Regions from separate parts of the Mus musculus genome. Here all the other regions are linked to region 1. Evidence: chromatin loops called from intact Hi-C (ENCODE). Cell type or tissue: gastrocnemius. All regions are shown on one strand. Each heading gives the region's core, and the rest is flanking DNA. Links, peaks and the distances in the headings are about the cores only.

Evidence for each region. A loop is a pair of places that touch in the nucleus more often than their neighbours do. Peaks named below come from ENCODE experiments on the same cell type or tissue, not always from the same donor. Only the 100,000 strongest peaks of a DNase experiment are listed, where the experiment ranks them.
Region 2: a loop joins it to region 1, with 8 times the contacts of the local background. A loop is called at or near these places in 10 of 42 quality-filtered maps.
Region 3: it touches region 1 in a loop (2.5-fold over the local background); 6 of 42 quality-filtered maps call a loop at or near these places.

Annotation. Positions count from the first base shown.
Region 1 is chr7:81,205,385-81,213,026 of GRCm38, forward strand. Gm44968 (a long non-coding RNA gene) reads left to right here and starts at 842. Exons shown (of 3, transcript XR_003946808.1): 1 at 842-958; 2 at 4,649-4,814; 3 at 5,125-5,403. In gastrocnemius, for the core only: no CTCF peak of the experiment used is centred there; a DNase peak (open chromatin) is centred at 3,772.
Region 2 is chr7:81,302,204-81,306,203 of GRCm38, forward strand. It overlaps Pde8a (phosphodiesterase 8A), which reads left to right. Exons shown (of 22, transcript NM_008803.3): 8 at 1-89. Among named protein-coding and RNA genes, the nearest start is that of Rps17, 41 kb to the right of the region's middle. In gastrocnemius, for the core only: a CTCF peak has its summit at 1,725; no DNase peak of the experiment used is centred there.
Region 3 is chr7:81,284,918-81,288,917 of GRCm38, forward strand. All of the region lies in intron 3 of Pde8a (phosphodiesterase 8A), which reads left to right. Among named protein-coding and RNA genes, the nearest start is that of Rps17, 58 kb to the right of the region's middle. In gastrocnemius, for the core only: a CTCF peak has its summit at 2,264; no DNase peak of the experiment used is centred there.

The sequences.
Region 1 (7,642 bases), core at 1,856-5,855:
ACAGACATCTCTGGTCAACAGAAATCCCACCCAGGTGGAATGTGGCAGAAGGCCACAGTCTGGCAGCTGGAAAGCTAAAAGGTTGAGTGGAGACGCTGGGAAAGAGTGTGTGTGGGTGTGGGTGTGGGTGTGGGGAGTCCCACCTTTCTCTCTCTGATGTGCCATCTTTGTGTCTCACAGTGCTTCTAGTGCCAGTTTCTTGAGGGCACAGTTCTGAAGTCCCTCCCTCTGAGGGCAGCAGCTGAGGGAGGCACAGGGATAAGCTAAGGCAGGGGCTGGGTTGAGACAGTAAGGAGGACTCATTATTGACCACAACCTGAGCTACCTGAGCAGACCTGGGAACGTCCCAACTGGCCAGAGGATCCCTCCCATTCTCCTCACTTCTATTCTGTATACACCCAAGCAGAATACTGAGAGCTGCATCATAGGACTAACTACATAACTTGTGGGGACCAAAGCAGGTCACAGTTACCTCTAGTTCAGCTCAAGTTATTTTGGTAGAATCTTTAGTGTTTGCCACTTCCCTGGCCACAGTGATTGGTTAAGTCAGACACATGAACCATCCAGAGTGAACAAGTATTCATGTGAATTGTTGGAGTTCCTGATCAAGCCATACCTGAAGTCAGACTTTTCAGCTTCTCAGTAACCTGTCACTTCTGGTTTGCTAACGTCCCTCTGGGTCCGGGTTTTGATTGACTACAACCCAAAATATCTGTGCTAGAAGGGTGAGCCATGTAATGATATACATGAGTATATATGAATGAAAGAACACTGCAGCCCATTCCAGGAAGAGGTAAGCAAAATTATAAAGACAGTGAAATGGGAGGAAGGATCTGAAGGAGGAGCCGGGTGTGTGTCTACCAAAGGGCAACACGGCTCTGTGTGGGACAGCACATGTCTGTAGTCACAGGTACTTCAGAGGCTGAGAAGGAAGCATCACTGGATCCAAGGATTCCAGGTCAGTGTGGGAAACATAGTGAATCCTCACCAGAAGGGAGAGGGGGAGGGAGGAAGGGGGAGAAGGAAGGAGAGAGAGGGGGCGAGGGGGAGAGAAGGAGGGAATGGAGGAAGGGAAGGGGGAAGGAAGGAAGGATGCCGGGTATTAAGTGAGAACCTGGAGATGACAATGGTGGACAGTGATATGGTCAGACCGTGCGAGCCTCATCAGCCTGGCAAGCTCTGTGGCCTCAGAGCTGTGAAGATCTACTCCCAAGTAAGGAAGTTTCCGAATGTGAAGGACGTGGCCCCGGGCTGGGGGACAGTGCTGAGGACTCTGTTAGTCTGTAGGACACAATGAATGAGGTCATTCAAAGGTGCACTTCAGTTCATGGGAGCTTATGTCACATCATGTTTTCTCAGTCATAAGACAGGAAGCAGGGCTCGGCTCGGCTCATGTGACGACTTTGGAGCAAGGCAAAGGGGTCCTGATGAAAGACCCTTGGACTCCTCACTTGTCCTGGTGTGAAGGGGCCTAGGAAGTTGTTGTGAGAGTTGTGCCACTGGGATGAGTGCTGCTGATGGGAGTGGTGAGGATGATGTTAGCGGTGACCATCGTGGTGGTGATGATGATGATGGTGGTGGTGGTGATGCTGCTGCTGGGGTATTGGGGTGTTGGGTAGCAGTGGTGGCGATAGTGATGATGATGGTAGTGATATAACGGTGGTGGTGATGCTGACGATTATGATCCTAGTAGTGGGGTGGTGATGGTGGTGACAATGATGCTGATGATTGTGGTGGTGGTGATGGTCAACATAGTCCCAGAGCCTTTGATCATAACTATTAAGCATTTTCAGTGGGGGTAAGGAGTTGTACACCTGTAATCCCAGGACTCGGGAAGCAGAGGCAGAAGATAGAAAAGTTCCAGCCTAGCTTGGACTACACAGACAGATCTCAGAAAAGGGTGAAGGCGATGGCTCTGTGGGTAAAGTGCTTGCTGTGCATTCATGAGGACCTGACATCTCATCCCCTGCACTCTCCATGGTTCTAATGCTGGGGAGGTAGAGACAGGAAGACTTCTGGGCTTGCTGCCCAACGAGTCTTGCTAATATCAGCTAGCTCCAGGTTCAGCGGAAGAGCCCCATCTCACAAAATATGATGGAGACTGATTGAGGAAGACACCCAACATTGACCTCTGACCTCCACATACACACTCATCTGTACATGTAGCTGCACACACACACACACACACACACACACACACACACACACACACTCTGAAGGGGATGGCTTCATCCCCTGGGATGGAATGAAGAGGAGAAATGTAGCTTAGCTTGAGCTTCTGTCTTCCTGTGTCCTGACTGTAGATAACTGTGACCTGCCTCACATTCCTGAAGCCAGCCCCTATCCACCTGTATCTCTCACACTGAGTCAAAGAAACTCCCTTTACATTACTTTTATCAGGCTGCCCTAGTTTGCTTTTCTGTTTCTGTGATGAGCACCATGACCAGAAGCAGGTTAGGGAAGGAAAGGGTTTGTTTTATCTTACAACGTTAAGGTCACACACCACCAATCATGGGACTGGAGGCAGGGCCTGAAGTGGACGTCACGCAGGAATGTTGCTCCCAGGCTCTTACGTTGCTACTTCTCTTTCGATTCATTTGTTTATACAAATTTATTTCATGTGTTTGAGTGTTTTGCAGGCACGTATTTAGGTGCCCTGTGTGCTTGCCTGTTGTGCTAGAAGTCGGAAGAAAGCATCAGAGTCCCTGGGATTGGAGTTACAGATGGTTGTGAGGTTCCATGTATGTTCTGGGAATTAAGCCTGGGTCCTTTGTAAGAACAAGCATTCTTAACAACTGAGCCAACTCTTTAGACACTTGCCCAGACCCACTTGCTTAACGGTAGTACTCCCCACAGTGGTTTGGGCCCTGCTAGATCAGCTAGCAATAAAAAAAATACTCAAAAACATGCCCATGAAACCCTGCAAAGTACCCATGACTACCCTGGTCGAGGTATAGAGATACCCCCTGCAACACCATAAGTTAAGAATTTGGGGCAAGGAAGTCAGGCATGATGGTCTGGGCCTGGAATCTCAGCACATGGGAGGTGGAGCAGGAAATCAGAACTGTGAGTTCATTCTTGACTACGTATCTAGTTTGAGGCCAGCCTGGACTACAAGAGGTCTTGTCTCACAACAACAACAGCAGCAGCAGCAGCAACAGCAGCAGCAGCAACAGCAACAACAACAACAACAACAACACAAATTAAAGAGAACTTGGGTCAGGTGCTTCCGAGCTGGGGTGGAACTGATGGGGTCCTAGGATTGGACAGACGGAGGCTGGACAGATGGAGGCTGGAGAGACGGAGGCTGGGGATTCCTGAGGCCTCCTAACAGCAAATGTCTTTTGTGCAGTCCAGAGGGTGAGCAGGTTTTGGTGGCTTCCGGTCCATGGCATTGTGCTCCTCTTCCTGTGTTTAGAGTGAGCCCTTGGTCCCCTAAGCATCTGCCTCCCCGGACAATGTTATTAAGAATGTTGCTTTTTCTCCGGTAGATGAAAGAAGGCTGAATTCCTAGCCTTGCAGGAAGGGGTGGATGGAATCATAGAGAAAAGCAGGAAGGTGAGCTCTGGGAACCAGAGACTCCTGAGAACGTGAGACTCAGTAAGTCCACTCTGGGAAATTGAGTCCACATTGAGCTGTTACTCCAGGGTCTCAGGTGAATGACTAGAACCAAGCCAAACTGAAAAGGGAACCTCAGGCGCACAGGAGAGCCAGCCCCGGAGGACCAGAACTACTGCGGTCTTACTCCTCCTCCACTCTGGCCCCCAGAGGGCGCTCCTCCATCCCTGTGGTTTCTGTTTGAAGGTGGTCACCTGGTCCTGTCTTATCTGAGAAATGCTGGGATAGTCAGGGAATGAAAGACCAGGGGATAACCAAGAAACAATGAGGAATCTGAGTGGGTGACTCAGAAAGGCTTTGATTCTGGAGCTACCAAGGAGGGTGGAAGGAGGGTGGCCGGTGTGGCTCCTAGTCCTCGCTCAGTGGTAGCCAAGGCCGAAGGTCTCTGATTTCACTTCTCTTCACCCCTACTGGAGCAGAAGGGTAGGGTGCAGACTTCTAGATAAATTAATCTCACAAAGATTTTTGGTGATGTCCACTGTAGCCTTCTTTGCAAAATTGTAATAGGTGTGTGCTACATATACAAATACAGCATGTTCCATCTAGAAACAGTCAAAACCTCTAACAATAGTTATCCTTGGAGACGGGGAGCCTCTTCTTCTTTTTTCCTTTTATTTCTGCAAGACAAATTCTCACTTAGCACTGAACGATCTGCAGCTTCCTATGCAGCTCAGGCTGGCTTCAAGCTCACAGAGATCTGCTTGCCTCTGCTTGCATATGAAGTGCTAGGATTAAAAGACACGGTGCTGGACTTCTTTTTTTATTTCCCCCCTGTGTACACTATATGACTCTGCTTGGCTCAAATGTTTTACTATTGTTTCAGGCTATATTTGCATATAAATGCATAGGCTGAACAATTTGAAAACAATGATAATTTGAGGGATACTGTCTCAACAACAAACAAAAATGATGTAATTTAGAAAAAACTCATATAAGACCTTGAAAGTTGGGGGGGGGGGCTTGGTAAAGTAGAAGCCGTAGATTTGTTTGGGTAAGTCCATTTCTCCCTATAGTTTTATTTTGTTGGCAGCTGGCAGCTAGGACTGAAGTGCTGAATGAACCCAGAGGAAGGTGGATGCTGCGGTTATAGGACACAGTGGTTATTACAGGCATTTGACATCGGTCAGCCCATCTAATCTCGGAGAGGCAGATATTGCTAATCCTAGATCCGCAGCAGAGAAAATCAGCTCACAGAGGTGAAGTCGGCAGTCCAAGGTCTAGCAAAGGGCAAGCTGGGAGTCAGATCTCAAGCTGTCAGAATGCTCTGTCCTTCATCAGCCAAGTTTGATGTGGGGGGGAAAGGAGATGAGGAGCTGTAGGGAAACCTTTGCAGCAGTAGTCTTTGGGAATGGCTGACCCCCCCCCCCCCCCCCCCGTGGAGAAGACAGGCAGGCTCCAGAACTGGCTAGTGGGATCAGCTTTGGGGGAAGCAGGGAAACAAAAAAGGGTTGGGTTTAGACAGGAAAGCTGCTCCTGCCTCTCGAGAACAGATCTCTCCCCCCCCAGCCCCTAGGACTGTGGAGTCTCCTGAGAACAGCTGATTTGTAAACTGAAGCCACCAGGAAGGAGATCAGAAGTTACTGAAGTTACGCTTGAGTCCGGGGAGTAAGAACTGAAATGCACGTTCAATTACAAGTTGGAGCCACTCTGGTCAGAGTTCCGATGCCCACCAGGAATGGGTGGTGATGCTGGTAGATTCTGCTTGTGTTAGTGAGGCTCCTGCTGGCCAGCACTGTTGGGGGCAGGATATCTACTCTGTACAGGACTCAGATAGTTCATGAGTTACCTGAGACTCTTGGTGATTTTTAAGTTTTTAAAAAATGTATATGAATGTTCTGCCTGCATGTATATATGTGCACCATATGCATGCCTGGTACCTTTGGAGGTCAGAAGTCATCTAATCCCCCAAAGCTGGAGTTGCAGATAGTCATGAGCCACCACGGGGTGTGTGTGTGGGGGGGAGGGGGGTTGGGAACCAAACCGGGTCTTCTGCAAGTGCTTTTAACCTCTGAGCCAACTCTGTAGGCCTCTTTATTTTTTAAAATTTCAACAGAGACTTGCTATATAGACTGCCTGGCCATCATTCAGGGCAACCCTTCTGTCTCAGTCTGGGATAATGAGCTTAAGCCACCACTCCCAGCGCTGGTGGGAGTCTTTTAAAAATTTATTTTGCATGCAGGTCTGTGTGTTTGTGTGTTTGTGTGCAAGACAGAAGAGGGGATCAGATCCCCTAGAGCTGGAGTTACACCTGGCATGGGTGCTGGGAATCAACCTTAAGTTCTCTGCAAGTACCCTACTAGCTTGTAGCCACTGAGCCATCTCTCATCCATGGTGGGATTCTTCACCTGCCCAGGAAGTTCTGGGGGACTTATGGGTGGCACCCGTCAGAAAGCTTTAGGTTGTTTCTGTCAGTGTGACCCACCTTTTATAGTCACAGTCACAGGTTTCATGGGTTATGTTAAAGACCTACAGGTAGATTCCAGCCAGAGGGGTGGTTGGTGGTGGTGGGATGAATTCCTGTCCACAGCTCCAACACTGTGACCCTGGCCAAGGTTACAGAGAATTAAAAAACAAAAACAAAAAAAACGGGCTCCTTTTACAAGACCCAGGAGTAAACTGATGGCTCCAATTGCCAGAGTGTCTTTCTTAGCCTCAGGTTCCAAATCTGTGGGTTCCTAAATTGCAGGGTGAGAAATCAGTTTCAAAATGAGAGAGAAAGGAGTTGGGGGGGGGGGGGGGACGACGACGACAGAATCCAACTCAGGATCAGAGAGAGATTGGGGAAGGTACGGATCTGTCTTTGGTCTCTAGCTAGCCTCCTTTCCTCAGCCCCACCCTGCTATTGACATCAAGCTCAAGGATCCCTAAGACAAAGCAGGGCCGCTGTGAGCCAGTCCGCGAGGGGAGGGCCGGGGCTTCCTGGAGCTTCACTAGCAAGGTCACTGTGGAGTTGTCAAGGCCAGACTTTTGGTGGGCGGAGAGAAGAGCCTTAGACTTGTACGTGCATCTTGGCTAAAGGCAATTTCTCTAGGGATCCAGCTACCAGCTGAAAAAAAACAAAACAAAACAAAAAAAAACAAAACAAAAAATCTACCCTCTAAGACTGCTAGTTGAAAACACCACAGACTGGGTGGAATAACGGGTGTCAGTACAAAAACTTTTCCTGTTTTTCAAGACACCTTGGAGGAGCCAGTCATATTTTTATAGGACAGCGTGCTTTAACTTGACAAAGGAGCCGCGTGCCAAAGGCCAGAAAAGAGAACCAGTTTCTAAAGCTGCTCCAGCCTTATCCGCTCCGGAAGCCGCCCTGTATCCTCCTTTGGTGGCGAAGATCGATGCTCAAGGACGTTGCAGCTGCCACAGGGACCAAGCACCTGTGTCTGTCACAGCAGGGACTTCAGCCCGGAGCACATCTCCGGGTCTTAACAGTAGCCAGTCCGCGGGCAGGAGTCTCAGCCACTCAGGGTCGCACCCGGGTGCGTGTAGGAAAGGTGTGGACTGAGGAAAGGAAGCTACGTCCCGGTCCCGCCAGGGTCCCGGTGGACCTAGAGAGCAAAGAAGGGCGGGAAGGCCCTCGAAGTGGCTGGCTCTGGGTATCAGATGCACACCCAGGGGCGTCGCCCTCCAGTTTCAGCTACCGAGAGGTTAAGAGACTCATCTGGAGTCACACAGCTAGCTATCTGGTAGCACTTGGGGGGCTGCAGTTCTGATCCCTGCTGGACGGACGCACAACTCTTCATTTGGTTCGGATCCTTGGGACTGTCGAACCTGGAATCGTCCTTTGGTTAAGAGGACCGGCTTTCCCTAACCAACTTCGAAATATTGCAGTCCCACAGGTCTGAGTGCAACCAGAGGCGTGACGTGCCAGGTCTTGGAGCAAGGGCTATCCCTGGTAATAACGCCTGGGACCTGGAGTGTAGTTCCCCATGGACTTCGGAACGCTTCGGACTGAGGTCCTTCCAACTGGTCTCTTAACGGACGATAGCTCCAAATCTCAAACACAGTGACCTGACAGTGAACGAAC
Region 2 (4,000 bases), core at 1-4,000, 95 kb after region 1:
TAATAGGGAAGGAGTTAGCACAAGTGCCCATAAATGAAAAGAAAGGTGATTTGCTCGATGCCATAAATTCGTGTGTCACAGTAGACAAGGTAAGTAAGATGCTAGCTGGCACTGTCATCACTTGCGGGTAAGGCCGGAAGCCTGGTGTTCAGTGAGCACCACATGTAGCAGTGGCCTCGACTGCACCCTCTTGCCAGAAGTCCTGTCACTCTCACTTTACAGATGCAGAGCTGAAGCCAAGGATGCACTGTGATTAACCAGCAAGCATAATTACTGGGATTGACCTTAAAATTAGTGTTTTTATCTGAGCGGTGTGAAAAAGTTGGGGTGTGTGTGTGTGTGTGTGTTTGTGTGTGTTTAAGGAAGGGTTTCTCTGTGCAGCCCTGGCTGTCCTGGAAAGCTGGTATTCCTGACAACTGAGCTTTTAAGTGGTAGATGTTGGCACATGGTTCTGGGTAGGGACTTCCAGGGAGGCAGCACACCCTTAGAGCATGTCTGAGCCCCAGTCATTCATTGAGCAAGTTTTAAATACCAGCTGTGTGCCAAGCACTGTGCTGAATCCTGTCACAGAAGGATGGTCAAAGCAAGAACATTTGCCTTGGAGAACTCATTTTCCAGAGTTGGAAACGAAGGGGTCGTTGTTGACAGTGAGATGCATACTCAGAGCTAAAGGAGCAGACAGAAGGGGCAGACAGAAGGGGTAGGTGCAGCCTGCCAGGCCTTCCCTGATTGTCAGCACTGCCCTGGTGCCGGGCTGCGGGAAGATGCAAGGAAAGAACCTCAGGTAGGCATGGCTTAAGTCCTACTTGCCTTCATGTTTGCAGTTCAGGGTGCTGTCTTGTCTTACTGGAAGGAGCAGAAGGTCTTTGAGGAGAGGACCAACGGGCATAGAGACCTCAGTGCCTGGCACGTGGGCTGGAAGACGTGTCCTCTTCAGGGCTTTCCCATGGCATGCAGTCTGTCATTTTTCCCCCTTGGTAATATTTGGAGCCAGAGGTTTTGTTTTATTTTGTTTTGAGACAGGGTCTCTCTCTATAGACCAGGTTGCCCGCAAACTCACAGAGATCCACCAGCACCGGGATTAAAGGTGCTTACCAGCATGCCTGGGTTGTTTTGTTTTGTTTTGTTTTAAGCTAGTGGTTTTGTTGTTGGGCTTATCAACTAGTCTGGACACCGGCTAGGCAAGCTGGATCCCTCTTACTGGGAAGAGCCATTGGTAACAGGTTATGTGGTCAGTATATAAGTTTGTGTGCACATTGTCTCACTTCTACTGGGGTAACATTGTTGGGGACCAGTGGCAAAAGCCTCAAGTCCAAATAGCAGAAACTCCTCTCTAGAGACATGAAGTGGTTATGAACAAAACTCGGGAAGACTTCCATGTTATTGCCTGTTTGCTACTCTATTTCTAAGAAGGAGTCTGGCCATTTACTTAGTGTATTCTAGAGGTTTTGGGGAGTGTGAAAAGGTGATTCTACCCATTCAGCAGCCTGCTGGTTCACTGAGGTGAGAGGACAGACATCTGTGCAGTTCCATCTCTGTAGGGGAATGGCTAGTGGAGGGTCAGTGGCCTTGTGGAACCACGATGCTGTGATCAGCAAGGAGAGCTCAAAAGTCCACCAGGGACCCAGCGTGGCAGAAGAGAGGAGACTCAGCAAATGGTCAGCTGGTCAGAACTGTAGGCATCAGAATGTTAGTTTGGAAACCCTGGGCCAGAGGAGAGATCCCCCTGCTGTTGGGGCAGAGTATTGCAGACACTCATCACTCTACAGTCCTTTCTGCCTGCTGTCCCTTTGGGGTAGATAGATATGTTAACTTGATTTTTAGGTTCACATTCATGCCTCCCTGTATCATTTTTCTTCTTCTCATAACTCCCCTGTCAGGGGACCGACAAGCTCCTCTCTTCCAGCTAGCCCCTGTCTATACGTCTCTACTTTTCCTCTTTTGTTGCCCCAGCCCTGAAACCCACACATACACGCACACACGCACTCAGTGTAGGATAAGTATTGGCTATGCTTATGCCCGCCCGAGCTGACTGTGACCTCAGGGCTCTTTGACCTGCTTTGTCTCCTGTGACTTCCTTCCTGTGTCTCCCTTCCTCACAGCTCCACTTCCCTACTCCACTGTCTTGTTTCCTCCACAAATTACCTGGTCTTTGACCTTTGCCTTCTTGTTCTTGTTCCTCAGTAGCCTGCTGTCACTCAAGATTAAATTGTCAGAGAATGATTTTCCTCTTGCCTTTTATGAATAAAAGTCCCAGTATGTCTCTTAGTCACACTCTCTGTTCATAGGCTGTCCTCGTACCTTGCCTAGATCTCTGGAATAAACTGATCCCTCTGCCTTTGCCTCCTTCAAGTTCATCGATCCTGTTGGCTGCTAATTTCCTTGCTTTGGAGTGTGCACTGTTTGCCCCTGACCTGATCCAGGTCTTCTTCACATTCCCACAGTTATGGTGGGCAGATCCCATCTGGTCTCCTCATCCCAAGACTATCATGTTGCTCCCTTGGTATAATATTCAGATTGCTTAGTCTGGTGACCAAGATTCTGTAGTTGACTTCAGTCACTCTAAACAAAAGCCTCGTGTGTTGTTTGATTGTTTACCATTGGTAAGCACAGTGCCAGCCTTGGGGACAGGACAGCTGGATGACAATGACTTAATTTTATGACAGTGATTGCCAAAGGGGACCACATCAATAGCTGGTATGTAGCTTGTGCCAGAGAGCAGCAGAGTGTGCAGTGGGGAGCTCATGTGGGGACAGGACTGTGCGAAAGCACCCGCACCCCGAACTGGCTGGCTCCTGAACCCGCTGGATGTCAGATTGACCAACTAGAAATCTCTCTGACCATGGTCTAAGGAAGTATTCTTCCTCTTAGGAATTCCAACCTTCAGTGATACATAGCTAAATTTATATTTATAATTTTATAGTTAGTAAATTAGTATTTATAATTAGTAAATATGGTTCGTGCTAAATACATTTTTTGTTTACCTTGGTGACTGGAAAGCTTATATTTAACATTGTTCCCCCAGCCAGGACACTGGCTTGACCTCTGCTCCTTCTGGGGACCTGTGGTACTGCCGTGGCCTGTTAGACCTCGGCTAGGGTCTGTCTGAGTTTCTTCAGGAGCTGGAGTAGGACATTCTCCATCTATCTTTCAGTGTGCTGGTGGCTTGGCCCTGATGACCTACTGTTTCTTTCTCTTTTCTTCATTCCCTCTTTTCTTTTTCATGTAATGGAACAATTCTATTGAGACGTAATTCTCATACCATACAGTCTACCCATCAAAAGTGTACAGTTCATAACACTTGGGAGGCCAAGGCAAGAGGGCCATTACAAGTCTGAGACCAGCCTAGTCTGTGTAGCCAGTTCCAGGCTGGCCAGAGCTACATCGGGAGAGCCCACCTCAAACCAGCAAAAAGAGCTAGCTACACAGCCCAGTGATTTTTAAGTATATTTGTGTAGGTGTGGCATGGCGGAGGAGGAACCAGGGCACACCTTCCCCTGGGGTGATGAGGGTATCTAGGGACTTGTCACAGTTTCCCACATTGTCTTGGATAGTCCTCTTAGAGCTGTTTGTTTCCAGGGTGACTCTGTGGCCATGGAAGTGAGGACTGCCTACTCCTTCCTGCTAGGGGATCCCTGGTTAGTGTTTGGGCATAGTCTGTCCCTGGGCTAGCTGTACCAAGAGCTAAGCTGTTTATAACCTGCTCTTTTCTCTGGTTACTACTAACTGCAGACAGAGCTAGCTGGTTTTGACATGGTCTTCTTAAAAAAAAAAAAAAAAAAAGATTGCTTTCAGAATTACATCATCCAGTAATCAGACTCAGTATCTACTGGGTATCTTAGAGCTCTGGGTTCAAAGAGTTCTGAAGGGCCAAGAACATTATGGGCACCTTTAGTTCAGCATCCAACAGGAGGGTTGGGAGATTTTCATAGCTTAGCCTCGAGTGACTTGCCAGATGGGCTGGCTGATAAAGACAAGTCCCCTAGCCACCCTTATCACC
Region 3 (4,000 bases), core at 1-4,000, 78 kb after region 1:
AGGCATTGAGTCTTCACAGGACCAAGGGCCTCTCCTCCCATTGATGTCCGGCAAGGCCATCCTCTGCTACATATTCGGCTGGAGCCATGGATCCCCCCATGTGTACTCTTTGGTTGGTGGTTTAGTCCCTGGGAGCTCTGGGGGGTTGGGGGTCTGGTTGGCTGACACTGTTGTTCTTCCTATGGGTTGCACACCCCTTCAGCTCCTTCAGTCCTTTCTCTAACTCCTCCATTGGGGACCCCATGCGTTTTCAAATCCTGTTTCAGAGCTTTACTGACTGGTTTGGACACTACATGTGGTACTAGAGCGTGTGGATGAACAAAGCATGAATCGGGCCTCTGAGGGACTGATGCTCTCGTTGTAGAGCATGATGATAAATTTCAGACTGTCAAACTGTCCACCTGACCTGACTAAGGCATGCTGAAGGCAGTAGTAAGATACCTTTGTGAGCGTCTGTGTGGGCATTTCCAAAAAGGATTAATTGAGGGGTAAGACACACTCTGAGTGTGGGTGGTCCCGTGCCATGGGTTGGAGTCCTGGAGTAAGGAAAAGGGGAAAAGGAAAAGGCCACTGAGTTCCAGAACTCCTCCTCTCTGCTTCCTGATTAGCAAGATGAAAGTTACCTTTGCCATAGCTGTGAGCTCCTGCTGCAGGCCTCCCCACTGTGATGGGCTGTATCTTCTGAACCACCGATAAAAACGAAGAACGGTGCCCAGAAGTTGTTTCTTGTCAGGTCATAGCACAAGAAACATAATTCATACATAGAATATCTTTGTTTCATGTGACTATAACATAAAGCTTGAGACTAGATAATTGATAAAGAACACAAATTAGCCAGCTGGAAAGATGGCTCAGTGGCTAAGAGCACCTGTTGCTCTTCCAGAGGACCTGAATCCAAGTCTCCAAGCCCAGGTCAGGTGGCTCACAACTGCCCACAAAGCTCCTCTCACCCCTGCCCTACCAGAGACAGGGCCTCACTATGTAGCCCTGGCTGTCCTGGAACTCACTCTGCAGACCAAGCTGGCCTTGAACTCACATATGCCTACTTCTGCCTCCTAAGTGCTGGGATTAAAGTTGTGTGTCACCACACTCCAGCTGACCGCCTGTAACTTTAGCTGGAGGATGGGGTAAGGGAATCCAATCTTTCTCTTGACTCCACTGTCCCCTATACATGCATGGCACATACTCACAAGACACACATGTATACACATAAATAATAAAATAAAATCAAGTATTAACAACAACAGTATAGAACAAAAATTATTTTTTTCATAGTTCTCCAGACTGAGAAAACCAGGCTAAAGGTTCTAATAGGTTGTCTGGCTGCATCCTCTGGCTGTGTGAAATCTCCTTTGTAAGGGCCTTAATGTCACTCACCAGAGAGCAGCCTGAATGGCCCAAGTTCTTAGGGCCCTACTTCTTGACACTGTCACATTGGCAACACATAAATTTTGGAGGGCACATAGTGAAGCCAGAGACAGGCAGGTGTTCAGGAGAAGAGATTTAGGAGGGAAAGGCGGCTTGAGAGAAGATGTTTGAGTTGAATAGTGAGGGTGGGCAGGAGTTTTGAAGAGAATGGTGGTGGAGGAAGGGCAGCATAAGGAGGAGCAGCAGGGTGCCTAGGCCCCTCTGCCGGTGCTCACACCACTGGTCAGAGAGCTGGAGAGGTCAGGGCCACAGACAAAGGCCAGATGCAAAGGCCTACTGTGCCGAGCCAGTCTTTGAACTCTACTCTGGGTAGGTAAGACGCTGTACTCTGGGCGTGGTAGCACATACCTCCCTCTAATCCTTCATGTGTGAGGTAGAGGCAGACATTCAGGATTCTGAGCGCAATCTAAGCTACATAGTGAGCCTCTGTAGCTGTCTCTGCTGCATTAGAGACTGATCAGAAGCAAGCTGTACGCTGTGCTCAGCATGCACCAGCAGCTGCAGCGAAAGTACCAGTGAAGGGAGGTGGTGAGAAGGAGATGTTATTCTCTCCCACTGCTGTCTGCTCTACCTGAGATGCTGAGTTGTTGTCATCAGAGAAACATGGTGTTGCCCTGAGGAGTGGCAAAGCCTCAGTGAGCTTGTCGGAGGCATGTGCTCCGACTCCTGATGCCCCGTCAAGACAGGCTGGTCAGCTGTGGTTTCCCAACCATGTTGGCAGGAGGGACAGAATGAAAACAGTGCTTCAAACTGTGCAGTTGCAGTACAGTAAGCCGTGATTCTAGGTGTGGCTTGAGAACTGGAGAGAGCAAGCCAGGCGCCCTCTGCAGCAGGCACACTGCACACACAGTGCATTCCAAACCTGTTGACAAGAGGAAGGTGGCTCTGACACCTGGGGTTCAGTGAAGCGAGCTAAGAAAACTGATGGCTGTCAGCAGCCTGGATAAAAGTCACTTCCGATCAAGGGTGACTGACAAGATGAAGAATCGGGTAGGGGGTGTAAAAGCTGCATCAACATAATGGCCCAGAAAGAACAGCACTAATGACTGTGTGCATGTGGTGCATGGACATATTTGTGTGGGGGTGGGAGGGTGCATGCGTGTGGAGGCCAGAGGCTGACACAGGGACTGATTGTTCTTCACCTGATTTTTTAAGGCAGGGTCTTTTACTGGTCCTGGAGCTTATCCATTAGACTAGACTTGTTGGCCATCGAACTCTATACCCTCCGCCCCTGAGTGCTGGGGCTATAGACATGCACTGCCCCTCCTGGCTTTTGCTTGGGTCCTGAGGATCTGAGCTAGGTACTCATTTTTTTGAGACAAATTGGTGCCATAGGGGCATGGCTGCATAACAGAAGGGAAGATTTCGTGAAGGAAGATGGAGGAAGGAGAGAAGCCCTGGGAGAAACCCCGGCATGGTCTAGTTTAGCAGTTCTACCCTTTGGGGTTGTGTGTGTCAAACAACTCACTCACAGGGGTCACCTAAGACCATTGTATTAGACAGATAGTTACATTTCGATTCATAACCATAGCAAAATTACAGTTATGAAGTAGCAATGAAAATAATTTTATGGCTGGGGGTCTCCACAACATAAGGAACTGTATTAAAGGGTCACAGCAATAGGAAGGTTGAGAACCACTCTTGTAGCAGAATTAAAATTCACATGGATACAGAAGCAAAAGCAAACTCAGGAGAAGGAATGGCTCCGTGGTACAGATGTTACCGTGCAAGCATGAAAACCAGAGTCCAGACCGCCAGCACCTATGTAATGGTGGGTATGCATGACCCACCTGTAAGTTCAGCCTTAGAGGGCAGAGATGGCTCCCTGGAACAAGCTGCTTATCTGGATAAGCTGAAGCCTGAGCTTCAGCCTCAACCGAGAGACCCTGCCTCAGTGAACAAGGTGGAGGGTGACTGAGATGATGCCGAGCATTGGTCTGGGACCACACACCGCACACCCCACAAACAGAATTATGTTCCTCCTGTCAAAAAAAAAAAAATAATAAGGACAGTGTCAAGACACATTCGTTCATACGATTTCTTGATTCACCTTGATCTAAAGAGCAAGATCGCTGTGAACCTCCATGGTAACCCCTTCCTCGGTGTTGGTGCTGAGACCATTATCAGGATCATTTGGAGTTCTCTCGTGTGACCAGAGACTGGTAGTTTCCCCAGTACATGCTTATGGTTCTTTAGCTAATAATCAATTCTCAGCAATTTCACAGGGCATGAAGCCACCTAAAGAGTATGTTGCCTTCTTTAGCTTTCCTTGTAACTATCCATTGGAACGGTTATGTGCTTTCTAGAAAGTATCCTTGACGGGAGGGGTCATGCTGTTTTTCCTAATGTCTAGCATGTGGAAATGATGGCTAACATTCAGATAATTTTAAACCACAAAGACCAAATATTATTTAGATAATAATAGGGAAATACAGAGTGAAAAAAATCCAGATTCCTGGTTCTGCAGAGTGTCACAGCAGCTCCGAGTTCTCACTGCATATTCTCTATTCTCTCTCTCTCTCCCTCTCTCTCTCTCTCTCTCTCCCTCTCTCTCTCTCTCTCTCTCTCCCTC